Regions from separate parts of the Homo sapiens genome. Here regions 1 and 3 are each linked to region 2. The links are chromatin loops, found by intact Hi-C in ENCODE. Cell type or tissue: Calu3. All regions are shown on one strand.

Evidence for each region. A loop is a pair of places that touch in the nucleus more often than their neighbours do. Peaks named below come from ENCODE experiments on the same cell type or tissue, not always from the same donor. Only the 100,000 strongest peaks of a DNase experiment are listed, where the experiment ranks them.
Region 1: a loop joins it to region 2, with 2.4 times the contacts of the local background. A loop is called at or near these places in 1 of 110 quality-filtered maps.
Region 3: a loop joins it to region 2, with 3 times the contacts of the local background. A loop is called at or near these places in 1 of 110 quality-filtered maps.

Annotation. Positions count from the first base shown.
Region 1 is chr10:67,112,791-67,120,790 of GRCh38, reverse strand. All of the region lies in intron 7 of CTNNA3 (catenin alpha 3), which reads left to right. Among named protein-coding and RNA genes, the nearest start is that of LRRTM3, 190 kb to the right of the region's middle. In Calu3, no CTCF peak of the experiment used is centred here; a DNase peak (open chromatin) is centred at 4,680.
Region 2 is chr10:67,490,590-67,498,589 of GRCh38, reverse strand. All of the region lies in intron 5 of CTNNA3 (catenin alpha 3), which reads left to right. Among named protein-coding and RNA genes, the nearest start is that of MIR7151, 91 kb to the right of the region's middle. In Calu3, no CTCF peak of the experiment used is centred here; no DNase peak of the experiment used is centred here.
Region 3 is chr10:66,818,609-66,826,608 of GRCh38, reverse strand. All of the region lies in intron 7 of CTNNA3 (catenin alpha 3), which reads left to right. Among named protein-coding and RNA genes, the nearest start is that of LRRTM3, 100 kb to the left of the region's middle. In Calu3, no CTCF peak of the experiment used is centred here; a DNase peak (open chromatin) is centred at 3,558.

The DNA of each region.
Region 1 (8,000 bases), 380 kb after region 2:
AAACAGGATAACTTTTCTTTGTACGGTAAGGGAATCTTATCAGTCTGTATGTTCCTATAATATTCATCAAGAAAATGGGCAATAAACAAGATATATACAGTAGGTGAGATGTTTTTGTTGGCTTTTCTCTTTTGTAACTCTCCTTGTCATGCAGGAGGGTGCCCTGAAATATTGAGTCTTTTATTTTCTGGAAAGTGCTCAATTTTCTTGACTACTCCATTTGGGGATCAGAAATTTCTTTTCATTTCAGAGGGTTTTCAAATGCCACATAACTTCTTGTGAAATGCAAAGTATTTTAAGATTTTGAAGCCATGGTATAGAAGAGCATTAATGGTCATTCAGGATACTTCTTCTCCCTTCAACTTGCTATTTGACCTTGAAGAGTCTATGTGTATGATAAAATCAATATATATATCTTGCTTCACCAAAGGAAGCTTATACAGTCTAATGCCATGTAGTTTGGATAAGATGGTTGCTTTCCCTCGTAGTATAAAGTGATAATTTTTGATCAAACTAACAAGTCATTCACTTGATTCAGGGTAGAAATATAATACACAATGGATTATGCAAGTAGAAAAAGTCATTTCATAATAATTGCCTGACATTTAAAAACTGGAATTCAGTAAAAGCTGATTAAATTTATTTAATTATTATGTCATTGTGGATTTGCAGATCTGACTTCTCTTTGTAATTCAGCACAAAATTCTGCATCCCTCTTGTGTGCTATTTCATAGTTTAAGGTCTGATTCAGATTTGTTGGTTTTACCATGACAAATCTCTTTATCTAGAGCTAAGATATGGAAATGTTCTCATTTTTAGAAACACTATTTGGTTATTTTAGAATTATCTGATTTGCAGTGGTGGATTCTGCCTGCCTTTTTGTCTGCCTAGGAAACCTAAGGCAGGAAATACTTGCAGTATTTCATAATCAAGGAACACTCTGAAATGTCCTTTAAAAATAAATACGATGTGTCACATACCTTAGAGAATGAGTTTACTCCCCCAGAGATGGAATTAAATTTGCTGATGTTTAAAAATACCAGCATGATTGATAGACTCTTTGCATTTGACCACCTGTTAATGAATTCTCATTCACTACTTGTTTTCCCTTACTAAAATTATATTTAAATCACACTGCACAAAAACCCATAGATACTAAAAGATTTAGAAAGAAAAATTAACAGAATTGTCACACCTCTGATAAGTGAATTGTTCTCCAAGTTGTAATTTTATATTTTAAATAGATAATTCCAGACCCTCTGGTAAATCTCATTAGTAAGTATGTTTGAGGTTCTAACAGAGGTTCATTGTTTACTTAATTGCTGAAAATTTGCTTTTCGCTGCAAGTCTTTGGCTTTAATTAATGAGTTTTTGTGTGTATGTTTTTTTTATCTCCGGTAGTAGTATGTCCAGTGATGTAGAGAAGATGTATAGCTCAAACAATGGTTAACGTCTGAGTTTCCTTTTAACACTGAGATTCTGAAAGTCTGTGAATTCTTATGTGATCATGGTATATTACTCTAGATGTTTACATCTGAAATTTGCAGGTGGACATAAATAGAGAATAGAGATGCTTTACCAAATCTTCCAAAAAAAGAAAAAGAAAAATTCTCACTCTCAGTACTTCACACATATCTTCATTCTGTCAGTGGATTTGCTGGTTGGTTATTTTGTAGAGCTAATATGAACACACATTGATGTTTTCATTAGTATTTGGCTTTACTCCAGTTATATTGGCCTACTTTCTTAGTCCCAAACAGTCCAGAAATTGTATTTTTCTCTAAAATTTGGGGAAGTATCTAAGTTATATTTCATATGAGAAAATTTACCTCAGGGTTCATAATATTTTCTCTGGTACAAAAGATAAATGGCAGCGGAAAATGATGCTTTGGTTAAAAATGTTATTATATATTTCTACATAAACAGTTCTGATTCTTATTAATTTTCATATATTTCAAATTATGATATAATTGATGACATTTATGTGTAGTTTATATGGACTAGGATTGAGAAATGCTTAGTTCATGAGAGGGGAGACATGGCTTTCTAAGTTTTTAGGGCAGGCTCCAAATATTTTTATTAATATCATTTTTATTCTATTACTACTGTGCTTTAGATAAAATAGGCACTCAGAAAATATTTTGGAATGAATGAATTATAACTGAAATGATGCTACATTTAAGTTTTCTTTCTATGCACAATAATTAACTTTGGGATAAGGGGAGGATATAATAGAGTTCATGCTATTATTGAATAGTGTTATGCCATCTTTCTTGTGAAAAGGGATGACTTTTAATTTTTCCAAAGCTTTGAGATCTTCAACATAAAAGTTAATATCAATGAAATCCTTTAGAACAGAGCAAAGCAGAAGTGAGAAGGGCATGTCCTTGTAAGTTTTATTCCTGCCTGAGAGGCATCTGGGAATGCCAGTGAATGGATATCGGAGAGGAATGGATGATAATGGAAAACTACTTAGAAAATCACCAGCTAAGACACCAGATAATCCTAGCATGTGGTTTGGGAAACCACACTCTTTTCCAACAGTGCCATTCAGTAGAGCAAGTCTCTGGTGTGTAGAAATTTTCAGCAATAATTATTGATTTAGATAATTCTTTTGCATTATTCTTTATTCCAACCTTTATTGATTATGCTTTTTTCCTAAAGTGCTGTTTACTGGACAGATGTCTTAGATGCGCCCACTGTTGTCTGAAAGGCAATAACTATTTCAGTTAGCTATTAGCATGCTAAGAAAACTTGGGTAATTCCACCCACTTCACATTAATTTGCTCTTGTTGATTATTTGCTGTAATGTGTTAAATAATTGCTCTTGAATCGGTCATGAAAAGCAGTCATTTACCCGTTTGATTGCTATAAATATCTATGAAGTCATCCAAATGTGCTTCCATATTATTCAGAACTCTTCTAAGTCATTAATAAATATACTGAACACCTGTGCTAGCACTGATCCCTGAGGCACCTCATTATTAACCTAATTGCACAGCTTCATGATATTTCATTTAACCTTGATTTTACTATCAAACTTTTTTCAAACCAAGACATTTCAAATTAATAATAAAACTTTACCTTGTATCTTGTGATCACCATGGCTTTATAATTGAATTTGCACATTTAAAAAATTCTGAATGAAATACTTGAATGTTCATTTTTTAAAAAAATTTCAAACAATATTTATACACTTGTCTCCCAGGTATTTTCTGAAATTCGACTTGTTTACAGTCTTCTTTTCATTGTTTTTCTTCATCAGCTATTTTTAATATGTTAGGGTAAAGAAACAATAATTCCATAGTCACAGTATTGTGGTTTTGGATACAATTCTTTTTGTGAGTCCCAACTCCTCAATGCTATTTTATTGCTAGCTGGTACCTCCATCAAACTGGAACAGGAAAGGGAAAGGAGATGGAATGTTGGCTGACATTCCTATTCATCAGCGAAGCTATCGCAAGTGAAGAATGAGGTTTGAACCTTCTGGTTTAAATCATACTTATGGAGTATAGTTGTTTTTTTTTTTAAATATTGGAGCCAGAAGGGACTCTGAAGATCACATGGTTAAATTTCCCTTATTTTTCAGATAAAGAAGCAGAATCCCAAAGAAGTGAGCTGACATTGCTGAAGGTCAAACTGATCAGACCCAGGGCTGTTTTTCTCTGTTGTTCAATTCATGGCAGCCTGGCTTAGGTTTTCATCATCTTTGTTTCTTACTACCAGTAATTAAAATTTTCTGTCTTATTTATTCTGATGATTTTGAGATGAATCACATTTAAGCCTCTTTTACACCATCAGCTATATCTAATTTATTTTTTAAATCTCTAATAGTGTCTTGAAGATAGTAAGTTCTCAATAAATATTATTGAATGCATGAATAAATCTAGAAGCACACTGTTTAGTAGACTCAACAATATATATGCATATACATGTGTGTTTATACACATATAAAGTAAAGCTATAGAATTTTTAATTTTTATTTTACTTATCTCATAGATCTACTTAAATCACATAAACAAAATCATAAAGCATATTTTATATATTATATATATATATATATATATATTTTCAAAACTGACTTCCAGATGGTTAGGTGCTACGATCCTTAGATTTATTTCAACTGGCTGTTCTAAATAAACTGAGTTGTTCTGTGATGTTGACTGTAGCCTTTATATAAACTTTATCTAATATCACTTGCTCTCAGACTCTCAAATTCAACCAAACTCCCTCACAGATATCTGAGCTATTTTGGAGAGGCAAAATTCTACATATGAGAAGGGCCCTTCTACAAAAACTAAGGGCAGAGAAGCCAAGATTCTTATTGAAGTTGGTTCCCAGGCTCCCTACCTCCCAAGGGAGGCATTACTAGAGAAGCTTCTATATTTACCTATTTTATATATCTATCGTACTTTATTTTTGATAATAACATTTGAAAATCATTGAAATGCTATTCATTGCTTTTGGAAGGTCACCACTCAAATCAAATGGTCAACATTCTATCATCTGAATAAGTCACTCCTTAGAAGAATTTTAAATGCCTTTGAGGTGCATTATGTATTTCAGGTTCATGATTCATCTGCTTTGGGGAAAAGTATTATTTCCTGGCACGTGTTCAAATGCTGTAATTTAAGACATTTATAGTAAATTATTATACCACTGCTGCAAATGCAATTGATATGACCCCAGGAGTTATGCCTGGGGAATAGTTGACTCATCTAGTTGGATCTGGCTGATTGTTCTTTAGCAAGCTAGAGAAAAAGAAAAAAACAAAGAAAGAAAAAATAACTCTTTAAATTTTTTTGTCAAATACCTATGAAGCATAGGAATACTGAGCATAAATGTAACTTAAAGAAATAATATAAATGAGCAAGCAGAGAGGATCAAATTGCTAAACTTCTTTAGAGGTGTCTATTTAAATATTTGGCCTAGGAAGTGTCAGATGAAATGTCATTACAAAACAACTAAAGATCAGCTCTGACCTAAAAGAGAGCCCCTTTCTGCTTGTAGGATCTGAAGACCCAACTTTTGCCCTCTCTCCCCACCCTCTTAACCATTTCCTATCACAAATTTCTTTAAAAGTTTTGGTGTAAATCTGTTTATTTATTTTTATTTTTATTTTTAATTTCATTGTATTGGTTTGTAACATCCATTCCTCTAGTAGATGAAGAACAAAAGATAAATCCTGTGGCTAATTTTGTGGGCTTCAGAATTACTCAAGTCTGAAATTCCTTTGATACTTGTATCATGTAGCACCCATGTTCATCAATTTTATTTTATTTTATTTTATTTTTTTATTATTATTATACTTTAAGTTTTAGGGTACATGTGCACACTGTGCAGGTTAGTTACATATGTATACATGTGCCATGCTGGTGTGCTGCACCCATTAACTCATCATTTAGCATTAGGTATATCTCCTAATGGTATCCCTCGCCCCTCCCCCAACCCCACAACAGTCCCCAAATCTGTTACTGAAAAACATAATATCTACAGCATGCTTCCAGAATCTGTCTATCTCATTTTTATTTCCCTCATGTTCTTTTTCATGATCACCTGGGTGATTATAGTCGTCTTGTTTGCACTGTTGTTAGATTAATTGCTTCCATGAGGCTTTTGCATGAGGCATAGACAGTGTTGACATAATCTTGAAGTTAGTCAAATATTAGCCCAGAGATGGAATCTGTGGTGTGTAGGGACCAAAGTGGCTCCAAGAGATATGATCTGAGCTTGTGAAAGAACTGTGGAAGTTCTGAGCTGACACAAATGGCATACGACAAGACATGCTATATAGGATTCTTAGATACATAATCCCATTTCTGGGGTATCCAAATTTAAATTTTCCCACACTCTTCCTGGGGTCTTCTTGATCAGGGTTGACCCAAAGCTGCATTAAACTCCACATGATTCATGCTTCAGACCCAAGCCAAGATCTGAGATTTTTTTAAAAAAAGAGGTAATTGAATTGTACCCTTCAGGGCTGATTCTTAGCAGAGGAAAATCACAGAAGGTTGTATCCTCTCCAGGACACCTTCCCCACATGCTACACACACACACACACACACACACACACACACACACCTTTAAGAACCATCACTATGGTGATTTATTAATAGTGTGTTATATCTTTAAGTACTTAGGATTAGAAAAGAAATTAAGAACTACTGGATTAAAATTTCTTATTTAATTTTAGGTGTGTGCTGGTAGTTATGTAGGTACAGTTACATCCATATTTATAGTATAACAAAAGTTGATGGCAGCAGGAAAAACAATAAAAAAAATCTACAGAGACTCCAGAATAAATACATTTTGTGTGGACTAGCTTTAATATTAATAATTCAATTAAATTAGATTTTTACTCATGTTTTTATATTGCTTAGATTTGTAAATTAATTTCACTCTGTTAAGGAGACATCTCTGTTTTTACATTTCCATTTTACTCTTTGAACAGAATTGAAATATAATCCAGAACCTTGTCTAAGAATATTTTTAAAATGTAAATGTAGAGGCCTTATATTCCAAAATTTTAACTTATTAAATATACCAATTATAGATATATAATTAGTACATTGGTACAAATTCAGTCTTTAATTTTCAAAGAAAGTTGGTGATATAGGAATTATATAATAATTGGGAACAGAATTTAATATTTTGATATACATTAATTTTTTTTCTTTTCTTGCATCTAATATCTGTTTTGAATTTTTTTTTTTGAGTTCTCCCCCTGTCACCCAGACTGAAGTGCGGTGGTGTGATCATAGCTCACTGAAGCCTCAAACTCCTGGGCTCCAGTGATCCTCTCACCCCAGCCTCCTGAGTAGCTGGGACTACAGGTGTGCACCACCATGCCCAGCTAATTTTTTAAAAAACTTTTTGTAGAAATGGGGATCTCACTATGTTGCTCAGGCTGGAAAAATTCTTTTTAAGTATTTTCTAAATGTAAGCTAAAAGTCTATAGGTTGTCATTAAATGATTTGTACCTTGTTTTATTAACAAAGTTAGCCAAATTCCACCTTGTAGATAATAAGCCATGATAATTATATCCAAACATTTATTCTTCCACCTTCTCTGATAGCCTAAATCTCTTTTTCTGAGCTGCCTGTCTGCCCCTCCAATCCCAGCCTAGTAAGCTATTATCATACCACTGTACTGCAGCCTGGGTGGCAGAATAAGGCCCTGTCTCTTAAAAACAAAAATTGTTGAGAAATTCATTTCTAACGCTTGCTGACTCTTTTGAAAATAAACCTTGTTGGACTCTAACCGATCACCTGAGAATATGTTTCTGTTAGTGGAGAAAGTCTTGAAATGTTATCTCCTATTTTGCTTAGTGATCTTTATGTCTGAACAACAGCATATGAGAAGAGTGGCGTGCTGTGTGAGTGTGTATCTGTGGGTTTTTCCACACATCTTATATGTAAATTGCAAATAAAGGAACTAAAATTTTAAAAGATGAGTCAGGGATGAGATAATGGTACGTGGGCATGATGTTAGGAAGAAAAAAATTAGCATCCTAAAGTTAAGATAATGCCACCATTTCAGTAAAAATAAAAAAAATTCTTTTAAAGAATAGTATCTCTGGTTTATTTCCTCATTTCTACCTTTTACTTCTCTCTAAATAATTTCAGAGAACATATTACAAAAGACATATGATATAGGATTAACAAAACAGGATTAGAAAAAGTATATAAAAAGTATTTACAAAGGAGAAAGCTGGGACACTCCATGGGAGTCTTAACATGGTCACCATGATAGCGAATGTAACCCAGTTCTGGGTTTCTGAGCAAAGGTATAGAGAAGACAGGTTGTGTTACAGGCCTCTAGTACTCACTGGGGATGAAGCATAACCATTTCCCAAGGGAATCTTTTTTCCAGACCTAGCTCTGAAGTACATTACTCACATGTTTTTTTTTAAAAAATGATATTCCATAATGTGATGGATGTATTTCTCAAAAAGAGTTTTGATTAAATGTAGAAGAAAATCCCTGAAGGCTTTTTCCTAT
Region 2 (8,000 bases):
AACAAATGGAAAAACATTTCGTGCTCTTGGATAGGAGAAATCAATATCATGAAAATGGCCATTATGCCCAAAGTAATTTATAGATTCAATGCCATCCCCATCAAGCTACCACTGACTTTCCTCACAGAATTAGAAAAAACGACTTTAAATTTCATACAGAACCAAAAAAGAGCTTGCATAGCCAAGACAATTCTAAGCAAAAAGAACAAAGCTGGAAGCACCACACTACCTGACTTCAAACTATACTACAAGGCTGCAGTAACCAAAACAGCATGGTACTGGTACCAAAACAGATATATAGACCAATGGAACAGAACAGAGGCCTTAGAAATAACACCACACATCTACAACCATCTGATCTTGACAAACCTGACAAAAACAAGCAATGGGGAAAAGATTTTATATTTAATAAATGGTGTTGGGAAAACTGGCTAGCCATATGCATAAAACTGAAACTGGACCCCTTCCTTACACCTTATACAAAAATTAATTCAAGATGGATTAAAGACTTAAGTGTTAGACCTAAAACCATAGAAACCCTAGAAGAAAACCTAGGCAATACCATTCAGGACATAGGCATGGGCAAGGACTTTGTGACTGAAACACCCAAAGCAATGGCAACAAAAGCCAAAATTGACAAATGGGATCTAATTTGAACTAAAGAGCTTCTGCACAGCAAAAGAAACTATTATCAGAGTGAACAGGCAACCCACTGAATGGGAGAAGATTTTTGCAACCTATCCATCTGACAAAGGGCCAACATCCAGAATCTATAAGGAACTTAAACAAATTTACAAGAAACAAACAAACAACCCCATCAAAACGTGGGTGAAGGATATGAACAGATATTTCTCAAAAGAAGACATTTATGCGGCCAAGAAACACATTCAAAAAAGCTCATCATCAGTGGTCATTAGAGAAGTGCAAATCAAAACCACAATGAGATACCATCTCACGCCAGTTAGAATGGCTATCTTTAAAAAGTTAGGAAACAACAGATGCTGGAGAGGACGTGGAGAAATAGGAAGGCTTTTACACTGTTGATGGGTATGTAAACTAGTTCAACCATTGTGGAAGACAGTGTGGCAATTCCTCAAGGATGTAGAACCAGAAATACCATTGGACCCAGCAATCCCATTACTAGGTATATACCCAAAGGATTATAAATCATTCTACTATAAAGACACATGCACACATATGTTTATGGGAGCACTGTTCACAATAGCAAAGACTGGTAATTAACCCAAATGCCTATCAATGATAGACTGGATAAAGAAAATGTGGCACATATATACCATGGAACACTATGCAGCCATAAAAAAGGATGAGTTCACGTCCTTTGGAGGGACATGGATGAAGCTGGAAACCATTATTCTCAGCAAACTATTACAGGGATAGAAAACCAAACACTGCATGTTGTCACTCCTAAGTAGGAATTGAACAATGAGAATACATGGGCACAGGGAGGGGAACATCACACACCAGGGCCTGTCAGTGGGTGGGGGCCTAGGGGAGGGATAGCATTAGGAGAAATACCTAATGTAGATGACGGGTTGAAGGGTGCAGCAAACCACCATGGCACGTGTATACCTATTTAACAAACCTGCACTTTCTGCACATATATCCCAGAACTTAAAGTGTAATTTTTTTAAAAAAAGATAGACACATAGTTTATGCCAGAAAAATAAAAAAGTTAAGATAGCTTATAGAAGGTTGAGTGTGTATTACCTAGAACTTCTCTGAAAACAGTAAGTGTTTATCATTGGAATTATAGACAACAGATATTATATATGGCTTATGATTATTAATGAGAAATACAATTTGTATTTCTTACTTGCTACATCTCATTTTGAACTGTATTCCAAAATTGATGGAATTAGGACAGCGCTACAAATTTATTTCATTATTTAATGTTATAAGCAATTAAAATTTTATTCATATGAGATAACCATGCTCTCAAAATTATAACTAATTTCATATTCAGTTACCTATATGAAATCCTTCTTAATCATTCTTTAAAACTGGGTTGTACAAGAGGTTCTCTTGGGCCAGTGCTGGAGTAGACAACAGAGGGGTGAGAACCTCCTGTTGAAAAGGAAGAAAAATTATCATGCAACAATTTGGAAGGTTTGGATTTTTTTTAAAAAGGCAAGTGCATTAAAAAATAATGAGATAGTGTAGTAAATTATGAAAGGCTGGGAACGTGGCTTCAGTAAAGGCAGAAAGTCCTTTATTATTATTTTTAAACCTATCTTTCTCCTAACCGTAAACATAAGCCATATATTCATGAATACAACCCCCACCAGTGTGTGAGGCCAGTCTATTAAAAATAAAAAGGCACATAGGAGTCTGTCACACCGCAAGATGAAAGCTGTGTTCTTTATGCATGGATATCATTTTGTTTTAGAAGGGTTGTAAAAAATAATACAATTATAAAGAAAGTCAATTTATGGAAAGAAGGTAGACTCTTCCCGCATTATGTAAATACTTTCTACTAGGGTGCTCGATATAAGAAATATACTACACAGCATTTCACTTTCACAGAAAATATGTGATGATTATTCACATAATAACAGGAACTTTTAGAGCATGTGAATATTCATTTATGAATTATTGACAGAGAGGTTGGAATGTTAGGAGATAGTGCCTACTGGACATTATTTAGTAATACAGATTTTCCATCTCTGAAGCTGTGGAAGTGCCTACTATACAGGTTAGGTCTTTGATTTACTTAATTCTTACAATAATCATATAATGGGAATATTATTTTCCCCTTATAATTCCCATATAATGGGAATATCAATTTTCTCCCCTATTGGGCCACTCACACAGGATGTAAGTTTCAAATCAGGCCTAAGTAATAAAAAATGGCAAATTCTTGATATTTTGGAATGAGAGACAATAGGCATAACCAAGTTGTTATACTGCCTCTTCCATGTCACCTCTTCTGTGCCTCCTGAGCAAATACCCTCCAACTTGGGGAGAAGAGGAGAGTTGGATAGGAATAGAATAAACTTAGACATGGTTTGTTTTTGTGCTGGTCTACCACTACTGTCTGCCACTACCCGCCCATTCCTCCAGGGTAGGAGACATGATAGAATTTACTGCAATGAAATTTGGGAGATCTGAGATGGCCAGTGAATCTCAGGCCCTGTATGGACCTATGACTCTAAAAAATGCTTCTAGGAGTCTTAGGGAAACGGAGAGAATGTTTCTGCCATGTTGTAACCTTGGAGTCTTTTTAGTTCTGGGATAGTGTGTAGGGGCATCAGAAATTTTGTCTTAGGTCCAGAGTGTGGGTAGAAGTCAGTGGAGAGAGGGTGTCAGGGAGCTTGATCACATGGAGGAGAGCAGGGGAAGCAGGCCTCAGTCAGGAAACATTGTAATTTTGGAAGTATACAGAGGTTTAGATGGCGGTGTGTGTGGGTACAGCACTTTATCATGTACTTTGACTTTTGTATTCCACTTCTGCCATAGCCAGGTGGGAGACAAGCTGTTGCTTTGGTTAGGGTTGCCAGATAAAATAATACAGAATGCCCAGTTAAATTTGAATTTCATATCAATGATGAATAATTTTCTAGTAGAATTATGTCTCAAATATTGCATGGGGCACACTTATGCTAATAAAAATATTTATTCTTTTTGAAAGTGAAATTTAACTGGGAATGTTTTATTTGCTAAATCTGGCAACACAACTCTTTGGTGCCCTGAGCCAGTGAAGGAATCAAACTATCCTGTGCTTTATCCATCTTTGAAGTTTGACAACAGGTGGGTGCCCCACAACAGGTGTTAATATTACATTTCATAGAAGAAGTAATTCTCAGTTCAAGAAGTAATTCTTAATTCTTGATGGGTTAGTCTGTCTTTCTGAGGCAGCCCAATTAGGCCAAATAGAATGGAAAATATTTAATCCCTAGAAAATTTCGAGAGGGTAACCTATTTAGTAGCTTGTTCTAGAACACACAAATAGTAAATGGCAGCATCAGGTTTTTGCAGGTCCAAATAGCCTCCACAATACACATTCAAAATTTAAAAAGCTCCTCAGGAACATATTTATTGTGTAAAGAAAGGTGCTCTTAAAAACTGACTGGTAGGTAGCTGCTGCTATTTTCTATAATGTACTCTTGTGTTATGGTCAGGCCTACAAAAGAAACCTTACAAGTCTTTCCCAGGAAACATCCTTTTGAAATTAATTGAATTATTTTAAAGAAATAATGAGATATTACTTCTTTTTAACTTGGCATTTTATTCAAAGGATGTTTCTGAAATTAAACCAGTGGGAGTTTAACCAAAATAGTACAGTGACACAATGATGCCATTTAGAAGAATGTTGTGCTGAGTTAAATAGCTCTAATTATCAGCAACTTTCAAATTATAAAGCAATTAAAAAAACCCTCAGTTTTCTTCTTCAGTGGAATCCATAGTGATTGTATGAAGCATTTCATCTGGTTTGGATAGCTGGGTTTCAGCATCTATTTTGAGATCCCAGAGTCACAAAAAGTATGCTATCCTTAAACTTAGTTTTCTCTTGTGCCCAGAATAATCCTGTATTCTGAATCCCATTTTCTTCTGTCCCCTGAGGACCTTCCTTTATAGGAAGTTGTATTTTGCCTTTACTGTCAACTTTTCATTTTTTTCTACTCATTTTTCCTTTTCAGCATATTAACCTGTTAAAGTTTGATCCAAACGACATGACGATGCTGGCAACAACAGCAGCAGCAATGGTAACCTTCTTTCAAAGCAATACCCCATCCAGCGACAGTCCTGTCTTTCTTCTTTTCCTCATGCTAAGTTTCTGAAAGATTTTAGGTGCGCTGACCTGCTTACTAACTACATCCATTTTTGGACAGAAGCGAGGGAGTCGAATGTTTCCTGGAGCTAGTTTTGTTAACTGGTGTTCTATTTCCATTAAGTATCAGATGCCACAAAAATTCCAGTTAATCATGAAAATAATTAAAAAGAAATGTTAATATATACCTTAAAAAATACATGTTAAGCATATAAAATCAAACTTTTTTTTTTTTTTTTGAGACAGAGTCTCGCTCTGTCACCCAGCCTGGAGTGCAGTGGTGCGATCTCTGCTCACTGCAAGCTCCGCCTCCCGGGTTCACGCCATTCCCCTGCCTCAGCCTCCCGAGTAGCTGGGACTACAGGTGCGTGCCACCACGCCCAGCTAATTTTTTGTATTTTTTAGTAGAGACGGGGTTTCACCATGTTAGCCAGGATGGTCTCGATTCCCTGACCTCATGATCCACCCGCCTCGGCCTCCCAAGTGCTGGGATTACAGGGGTGAGCCGCCGTGTCCGGCCTAAAATCAAACTCTTAACATAAAAGCTATGCTGTACAAATATTCCTTTTGCGAGCTTTTTTTTTTTTTTCCCCCACGTTGAGCTAGGTGAAGCTTCTGAAACAGGAAATCAAAGAAATCTGGCCTGAAAGGCAACCCCCGCCTTTTAAAAAAACAAAACAAAACTACCTTTAAAAAGCACAGGCATTTTTATTGCTTCAAGGATCTTCAAAATGCAGCTAAAATTCAAGATTTAGGGCAATCTATTATTAACATTTTTGTTCATTCAATGAACATGAAATACTCCCAACAGTTTAAAATTGTTAATTGTAGAGGAGGGGAGGTTTCCATGGTCTTTTCTTTTTCTATGATTCCTTCCTCTCTTATTTCAATATGAGCCAGCTTATTTGCCTCCTTGTGACCAGCTCAACAGCCCTGCCAGCAGACTCAGTGAAGGCATGGTTTTATTAGCAGTTGTTGGGTGGATGTAAGTATCAGTATAGTTATTACTGTGGATGTTTTAATTATGTGCTTGCTAATCTGTCCTTAGTACTTGCTGTTCCCTCTTCGTGGAATGATTTTCCCCTAGAGCTCACAGGACAATTCCTTCTTATCATTCAGGGTTCAGCTTAAGTATCACTTCCTTACAGTGGATTTCTCTGATTAATCTAATGTAGACTTTCGCCTCTTCATAGCAGTTATCACTGTAGGAAATTATCTTGCACATTTGATCTTTAAGTTGTTTATTGCCTGGCTTCTCCATTGGGACATAAGCACATTGTCTCTCTTGATATTAAGTGGCACTCAATAAACACTTGTTGGAGAAATGAATGATATGAAAGGTTAAGTATACAAGTGAGTCAGAAGTCAAACATTTCTAAGGAGAGGTTTGTATATACTATTTTTTATTAACTTGACTTTTCACTTCTCAGTAATCTATTTCTGCCTTTCACTTGCACAAACACTGTTATTATGATCACTTATCCAACTGACATTTTTCAGACCTTTTAACTTCAACTGTTCTTTTTTCCTGTAAATCTTAATTTTCTTTTTTTTTCTCCCAATTTTTCTCCTACATGTCTGGACTCTTCCCAGTTCCTGTCAGAGTAAATGTTGATATTGCCCAGAACATAACTTGCTCTTCCTTTTCTCTCCTTCTCATTTTTCTTTCTTTCCCCTACACCCTCTGTATACTCTATAGAGTAAAATCATATACACCCACGGAGTCAATAACTGCCTTTAATCTAACAATTGGATGATTCCCATATCTTTATTTCTACCCCATATATTTCTCTTCAATTCAAGATTTTATCCAGTTACTTAATGAGGTGTTCAAGCTCAAGATGTCCAAAATTTAAACGTATTATATATCATATATTGTAAATACATTTTTATATACATTTAATATATTATCTTTTCTTTCCTCCATTCCTATACTTTTTTTCCACTTATATTCCTTGTTGGTGAATGCCTGCTAACTGGTTATCTTGCATTCAAATTCACCCCTTTCTAATTCAGCCTAAATATTATTACTGGAAGGATTATTTTAAAATGAAAATCTGAACATATCCTCAAGTAAAAATCCTTCAATGGTTCTGGTTCTCTGTTGCCTTTAGAATGAAATCTAAATTGTATAAAGCAACTGTGACCCTTTATTTTCCCAGAGCTTTGTTTTCAGCCATATCAGAGTATTTTCCGTTCTTTGAATACATCACATTTCTTCTGACTTCATGCCTTTGCATATACTGTTACAGCTGCATGATTATTTTCCTCCTGGAATTTTCTGATCTGGCTCTTACTTGTACTTCAGTTGCATATGTGATGGCTCCTAATTTGGAGGTAGATACTACTTTATGGTGTTTCGAAAGGATTTCCTGTATACTTTTATCCCATCACTTGTCATACTGTATGTGTTTCTCCTTCTACTGTAATAAGCTCCTTGAAGTCATAGAGAATGTTTCCTCTCTATTCCCCAACAACTAGGACAGTGCCAGGGACAAAGTTGATTTTTAATGTTTTAATAAATGGTTGCCAAATGAACTATGGTTGCACAGTTTTGTGTATATCTATATTCTTATTTCTATCTATATCTGTCTGTAATTTTGGTGAAAGTCTTCATAATCTTTTGAGGCTGTTTGATTCACTTTGGGATATTATGCTACTATTTTATTTTGATTCACTATTGGTTTTTTTGAGGGGATATTTTCAACTGAGTTTTTAAAATTTTTATTTCTGTTTTCCTGTCATATTAGTTTTTTTTTCTTTTTAGAATACTTGTAGGTTGCTTAAGCCTCAGCAATTCTGTGATGGTTTGGGATGGTTTACAAGATCCCTGGTTAGAACTCTTCTGTTAAGGTTGTAAAAGATAGTTTATTTCCTCAGTAGCTTTCTTCAATTAAGAAAAATTCTTTTGTCTTACTGGATTCTGATTTTCCCTTTCTTATTTCTTCTTATGTTCACTGTGTAGTTTCCAGAGTGCTTCTCCATTCCTTTGTTACCCTTCTCTCTCCCAAGGCCTTTCTAAGACCACCTCTTAGAGCCCCACATACTCATTCCTCCTTCTAGTAGGCTCTGATCTACCAGGACTCTTTTTCCATTATTTTTGCAATGAGAGTAGAATTTCTCTTTATAGCTGTGATTTTAGATCAATTTTAAATTTCATTGCTAGGTTCTCTCTTCTGTTTTCAGTATGGTTCTCCCCCATCTCCCACCA
Region 3 (8,000 bases), 670 kb after region 2:
ATTTGTTTGGAGCTTACTTTTGGCTTAAACCTCAGAAAATAACACAAATCTCTATTATCTTACAGTAATTATAATAAATAAATGTGTAAATAAATAATAAATTAGAAAACAAACATTCTAGGCTGGGCAACATGGCAAACCCCCATCCCTATTAAAATACACAAATTAGCCAGACGTGATGGTGTGAGCCTGTAGTCCCAGCTACTCAGGAGGCTGAAGTGAAAGGATCACTTGAGCTTGGGAGGTTGAGGCTGCAGTGAACTGTGATCCTACCACTGCACTCTAGCCTGGGCGACAGGGCAAGACCATGTCGTAAACAAATAAAAAAACACAAACAAACCAAACATTCAATTACATAGACATGTTTAGCAGGTTTATTGCTCTACCATTGACACAGGGTAAATTGCACATACTAAATGGGTACAATTTTCGTAAGATTGACATATGTCTATCAAAAAGAACTGACAACACCATCAAGAAACATACTGAACACCCCTAAATTTTCCTAGTGCCCTTTTGTAACCCCTTCCTTTTGAAGGAGCAAATGAAAGTTCCTTTCACTCCTCCCCTAAAAATCCATTCTAAATGACACTTGGATAAGAAGGAATTAGGTTGACCACTATAAGCAATTTTATATATACATGTTGAACTAAAAAAGTAGACAGTAGGAATTCAGAGAAGGAAGATTTCAGGAGAATACAGGAGTGTTTTGAAACAATTCTTAGGGCCTGGGGAGCTTGAATTCAATCTGGAACAGGCAGAATGATTTGGGAGAGCATTTTGGCTTTGGGGTAAGGGATGACAAAGCGAAGCCAGAAATGAGGGCTCCACAATCCTGGGACAGTGAGATGACTTCTTTGACCCGAACAGAGGCAGTGTTCTGATGACCTGTAGAAAAAAAAGTTTGGCTAGCTTGTGGAAGATCTTAAATGAGGCTGAGTGTAGGTTTAAGATAAAAAGGAACAATTGAAGACTTTTGTTTTTAACTACGGAAAGTGATTTAATTCATTCATTTATTCATTCATTCAAAAGGCTAGGTGCGGTGGTTCATGCCTATAGTCTCAGCACTTTGGGAGGCTGAGGCGGGTAGATCACTTGAGGTCAGGAGTTCGAGACCAGCCTGGCCAACATAAAGCAAAACTCCATCTCTACTAAAAATACCAAAATTAGCCGGGTGTGGTGGCGCACAGCTATAATCCCAGCTACTTGGGAGGCTGAGGCAGGAGAATTGCTTGAACCCGGAAGGAGGAGGTTGCAGTGAGCTGAGATTGCACCACCACACTCCAGCCTGGGCGACAGAGCACGACTCCATCTCAAAAAAAAAATATATATATATATGTATATATACATTTTTATTTATATAATATATATTGTCATTTATATAAATATATATATCTTAAAATATATATGTATTTTTAAAAAATATATGCTATTTTACACTATATGTCAAGCATTGTTCTAAGTGCTTATGAATGTGCTTTTAATATGTGGCCATTTGTAAGGGCACACTCTGGCCTGTGTGTGAGTGTGTGTGTAATTTGTTTTTCTAAATAATTTTTTTTTTTTGAAAATTTAGATTTACAGAAAAGTTGCAGGAATCTTACAAAGAGTTCTTGTATACATTTCACCCAGTTTCCCCTATTGTTAACATCTGATATAACTATGGTAAATTTGTCAAAATTAAGAAACTGGCATTAGCACATTAATGTTAACCAAACTCCACACTTCATTTGGATTTTCTTAGTCTTTACCTAATGCCCCTTTTCTGTCCCAGGATCCCGTTATGGGATTTAGTCACCACGTCTCCTTAGGTTCTTTAGACGGCGATGACTTCTCAGGCTGTCCTTGTTTTTGATGACCTTGATGGTTTTGAAGAGTACTGGTTAGGTATTTTATAGAACGTCTTTCAATTTGGGTTTGTCTGATGTTTCCCACATACTGTCTGCTTTTGAAGAAACAAATGGAAGTTCCATCCACAATTTAAAAGAAAAGGTCATTTTATTAATTTTATGCTTGGATTATATAGATCTTTAATCTTTTCTGAACAGTAAGCCTCATATTCCCCTCAAATCATGTTCAAGGTACCTATTTCCTTACCTATTCATTTTGGGTATCATACTTAACCATTTCAGCCTACCAGGGTTTCCTGTAAAGAAGTGCTTTCTTTTAAATGAGTAGAGATTTGAATGACCAATTCCAGGAAATCCTTCTGAGATAGCCATCATTCAGTCACCTGTGTACTTATTGCTTCAATAACAGAGGCTAAAATGCTTAGCTGTATCCTAGTCCGTGACTTGAATCAGCACATGGCTTTGCTTGAATGTTTTATAAGTTTCTAGCTGCTATATCACAGATTAGTGCACTGGAATGACAAAGTACAGTCTTAGCCGACACAGGCCACTGTGCCATTTTCTTATATACTCTCAAACCCTCTCATGAATTGAAACACCTAAAGTTGAGCAAAGACATGCTGAATAGAACCCCATACATAGTTTCTTTAACATGACATTTCTTAACCATTAAGAAATGGACTCTGGCCCACTCTCTAGGAAAAAAAAAAAAGAGTATGGCATATTTATAGGGTTCTTCTTTCTTTGAGACAAATGAAAGAACATTCACATTTTTTCCTTTCTTTTCCCTTTCTATCTGTTACATAAATTTGAATTCAATCTGAGCTTTAAGACCCTTGGAGGGAATATGGTAACTCTCCAATATTTTACCCGTGGATGGTGTATGCTTAGGTTTGATTCTGGCCCCTCTGGTTATTAGCAGTGTGTCATTGAGTCTGTCAGTTAGCCTGTCCTAAGCCTTGCTATTTTGATCCATAAATTTAGGTAATAATATCTACTTCCTAAATTCAATTTGAGAATCAATTGGGATAAAGCATATAAAGTGTCCAGCGCAGTGTCTAGCACAAAACTCACTCAATAAACATTAACTATTGTTATTATTGTTATTTTTAATACTTAGTATGATAAACTAATTAAGAAAAAACTGGATGCATTGGCCATGATTCTAATAACAGCAGCTGATGTTTCCGACTCTCCTCACTGCCTTGCATCCTGCTCAGACATTCCTATGCTCAGTGTCTCCCTGCTCCAGCCTCCAGCTGCCTGACCACTAGCCCATCACAACTCTACATTCATCCTCCTTGTAGAAGAAGAATGGCTGCTTCCACAGTTAGTAAATAGGAAATAATTGTTTAAGAAATTTTTTTTTAATTCACATAAAACATCTGTTTGAGTTAGGAAATTAATAACAAAAGGATTTTGCATTCAGAATTTTGTCTTGGTGATGACATGGAATTTATGAACAAATAAAATTTTAAAGAATTTCAGGTTTTGTTTTACTTTCTAAAGAAACCAGCTTGAGTTAATGTCTACCATTGGCATTCTCTCAGAGTCACTGCTCAGTTCTCACCACCAGCTAGGAATGTGGACAAGCTGTTAATATATGGATTTTCCAGACTCCTAAACACAGTTCTGCATTAGTTGGAGGCTCTGAGAGACTGGTCTGGGACTGTGCTACTACCAGAATTGTTGCAGGCCCCCTGCCAGGACTCACAAATCCCAGCTTTGCAGGGTGGTAATTGTAGTTGTCTTCTCAGTATGCCGTACCATAGAGCCTTTCTTGTTCTGTCTGTTACTTCCTCAATTAAAAAACATAGCTTTCTTTGTGCTGGCCTGTGGATCAGATGTTTCAGAGCAGCAGGAAGAAGATAATCTTACACCTAAAAAAATGTAAAGGTTCCTTACTTACTGAATCAATCAGCAGCACCTGCTCTGCCCAGCCAAAGTAGCAGTTTCATTCCTGGCAGGTCTTACTAGCAGAGGGATAGTTCAAGAATCCTTATCCACAAGTATTTGTTTGTTCTCTTTCCCTTTCTCTCCATAAGAAGTAAAAGCAGTAACTTTCTTTAATAGGATCTGTGCCCTTTCGTTAAAAATAGTGAAGACTGATAATAGTCTACTATTGAAAGTGTTTAATTACAGGTTACTGGAAGTGTCGCCAGAACTTTATTTCACATGGCATTGCAGAATTCTAGGACACATAAGTGGTATAACAGAGTTTTAGAAAGCTGATAATATGTATAGGAGAATGGGTGTGCTTCATTAATTGTACTTGTAAATATTGAAAATTAATGGGTTTCCAAAGAAAATATTCCTCTGAAAGTATCCAGAAAATCAGGAATAGTGGTTAGTCACAACTCTTGTGCCAATCCTGATTGATCAGTAGCGGCTCCCTGGGACACTGTGATGAGGATTCTGAAGGCCCGTTCTAACTCCAGTTAAGAATGCCATGATCGATTAACAATGCTTGCCGTGGTCATGGAACAAGGAAATGACATCTTATATATTAAATATTTGTCATCCGTAGAATCACCATTTATGCTAGGCCAAAGCATGATGCTATAATTATTTATATTGCTAAAATATATAATATAAACATATTACATACTTTATATATTATATATTGACATAAATATAAACGTAATATTTATGCATAAATTTTACATATAATATATGTAATTTTATATAACATAATTATATACTTTATATAATGTAAACAATAATATATTAATAATGATGTTGTTAATTACATAGTATGGAAAATTTAAACAGTGTGCTTCAAAAAATATTCAGGACAAAATTTAAATTACAGAAACAAATACTCTGCTCATTTATTTGTTCAGCCACAACTTGTTTAGCAACTTCTGTGTGCTCCAGTGCTGTGGATCTAGAGCTAAATAAATTCTTGTGTCTGTCTTGAAGGTGCTTTGGTTGACTAGAGCAAATGGTGTGGAAACCGTTGCAAAGACTTAATAAATACGATGATAAAAGCGCATACTAGCAGACTGAGTGTTCACAGAAAAGAAGAAGCAATTAACCCTGTATAAGTTCATGAGGAATCTTCAAAGAGGTGACAACATGGTGTCATTCCTGTCTCTAGAAATAATGCTAAACATTTAGGAATCATTTGCTCTTATGACTCAAAACAACCCTGTTGAAAATGGATAGTGCTCTTTTGTATGTAATAAAGATCAGTGGGTTAGGTTGCTGCTGGTTTTCTATTATTGCAAATTGATTCCCCTGTGAATTTTCAGCTGTGGTGAATTCTTGAATACCTGGATTCCTCAGTTTATATCTTTCCTACCACTTTTTTCACATCAACTCCTATTAAATTCCACTGCTTGTTTTATATTGATCTCCGTTGTCCAAACTGTTATACTCACTGAGATATTTATAGCCAGAATATGCCCATAAAGACAAGGGACCTGCTGGCAAAGCATTATACATTTGGAAATAATTTGACATACCATACCTTGTATGGGCTTCTGGGTTTTCAAATTGGTTAAACTGTCAAATCTATATCTTTCTTTGCTTTAAAATGTCAAGCATATCTAATTACAATTTTTTTCAAATACGTCATAATCACAAAATTTACAAGGAAACTATGTGCATGAATAGACTTAGATGTTTGTGTATTGTTGTCTATGGATATGAGTACACATATGTACACAGGTTTAAATTTGCTTCAGGTATATCCATAATTAAATCTCTCTAAGAAATCACGTATGCTGATAATATTTTAAAACATGTTGTAGTGGATGGAGACTGACTAATAAGTTAATGATGATGGAACTGAGGCAAAATATAAAGGGGTGTTTTGTAAGGAAGACTAACACTTTTGTATATACCAGAGGGAGCTTTTGTCCAATATTTGCATTTTTATTTTTAAGACTTATTATTTCTAGAAGACTTTTTGTATATAAATTAACCTTATTTTGGTCATAATCAGAAGTTATAAACTAGTTTTATAAATTTTAACCACAGATTATGATTTTTTCTGATTGTAGAAGTAATTAAAAAATTTGAAATAGGAAACCATACCATAGAAAGTAGAAACCACTCATGATCCCGTCACCAATATACAACTAACATGGACAATTTTTTTTTTTTTTTTTTACTTTCACTTCCTTTTTGGAGTATGTTACCATATACTTTTCTCTCAGTCTTTTCAGCCATTCAGCAAATATTTATTAAGCACCTCATAATGTCCATGACATATGTATATATCTGTGTATGTGTACATGCTTGTCATTTATTTTTACTTGAGCTGTAATTCATATACCATAAAATTCATCACATTAAATTGTATAATTCAGTAGTTTTTAATATATTCACAAAATTGTGCAGCTATGATCATTATCTAATACTAGTATATTTTCGTCACCTCAAAAAAAAACCCTTTAATCGTTACCAGTCACTTCAATTTCTTACCCTCACCCCCAGCAGCCACTAATCCACTTTCTGTACTTTATAGGTTTGCCTATTCTGGGCATTTCTGTAAATAGAAAACATAGCTTTTGTGACCAGCTTCTTTCATTTAGCGTAATGTTTTCAAAGTTTATCCATGATGTGTAGCAGAAATCATTATTTCATTCCATTTTTATGATGGAATAATATTATATTGTATGAATATGCTGTAATTTTTAATTCACTCATCAATTAAAGACATTTGGGTTGTTTCCACTTTTTTTTTTTTTTGCTATTATCACTAATGCTGCTCTGAACATTTATGTACAAGTTTTTGTGTGAACTCATTTTCAGTTCTCTTTGGTACATACCTAGGAATAGAATTGCTGGATGAGCTGGTAACTATATGAATAACATTTTGAGGAATTGCCAGACTGTTTTCCCCAGTGGCTGCACAATTTTACATTCCCATCAGTGATGTGCAAGGTTTCCCATTTTCCACATCCTGGCCAACCCTTTTTATTTCTGTGTTTTAAATTATAGTCATATTAGTGGTTGTGAAATGATATGTCATTGTGGTTTTCATTTGTGTTTCTCTAATGACAATTGATACTGAGTATCTGTTTGTATTGACCATTTGTATGTCTAGAAAAATGTTTAGTCAAATCCTTTGCCTGTATTTTAATTGGGTTATTCTTTTAAATAGTTGAGTTGTAATATTGCTTTATATATTTTGTATACTAGACCCTTATCAGATATATGACATGCAAATATTTTTTCTTCCATTTTGTGTGTTTTTTTCAATTTCTTGATTGGGTTCTTTGAAGCACATTTTGAAAAGTGCTTCATTTTGATGAAGTCCAGTATACCTATTTATTTTTCGCTGCTCGTACTTTTGATGTCATACCTAAGAAACTATTGACTAATCCAAAGCCAAGAAATTTATACTTAATGTTTTCTTATAAATATTTTATAATTTCACTAGTTACCTTTAGATCTTTGATTCGTTTTAAGTTAGATTTTGTATATGGGGTAAGATAGAGATCCAACATCATTCTTTTGCATGTGGATATCCAGTTGTCCCAGACCCATTTGTTGAAAATAATATTTTTCACATTTGAATTATCTTGGTACTCTTCTAAATATCAATTGACCAAAGATGTATGGGTTTATTTTTGGACTCTCCAGTCTATTCTATTGATCTATTTGATCCATTATGCCAATACTACTCCAACCTTTTTTTTTTTTTTTTTTTTTTTAAGACAAGAGTTTCCCTCTGTTGCCCAGGCTCTGGAGTGCGATGGTGCGATCTCAGCTCATTGCAACCTCTGCCTCCGTGGCTCAAGAGAGTCTCATGCCTCAGCCTCCTGAGTAGCTGGGATTACAGGCACGCACTACCATGCCCTGCTAATTTTTGTGTTTTTAGTAGAGATGGGGTTTCGCCATGTTGGCCAGGCTGGTCTCAAACTCCTGGCCTCAAGTGATCCGCCTACCTTGGCCTCCCAAAGTGCTGGGATTACGATGGTGAGCCTAACTTTTTTCTATGATTGTCTTGAGTATTCCGAGTCCCTTGCTTTTCCATATGAATATTATGATCAACTTGCCAATTTCTGAAAAAAACCCACAAAACACAGCTGGAATTTTGAAAGGGACTGCATTAAATTTGTGACCAATTTGGATATTGTTGACATCATGAGAATATTAATTCTTCCAATCCATTCCCCAGAATGTCTTTCCATTTAT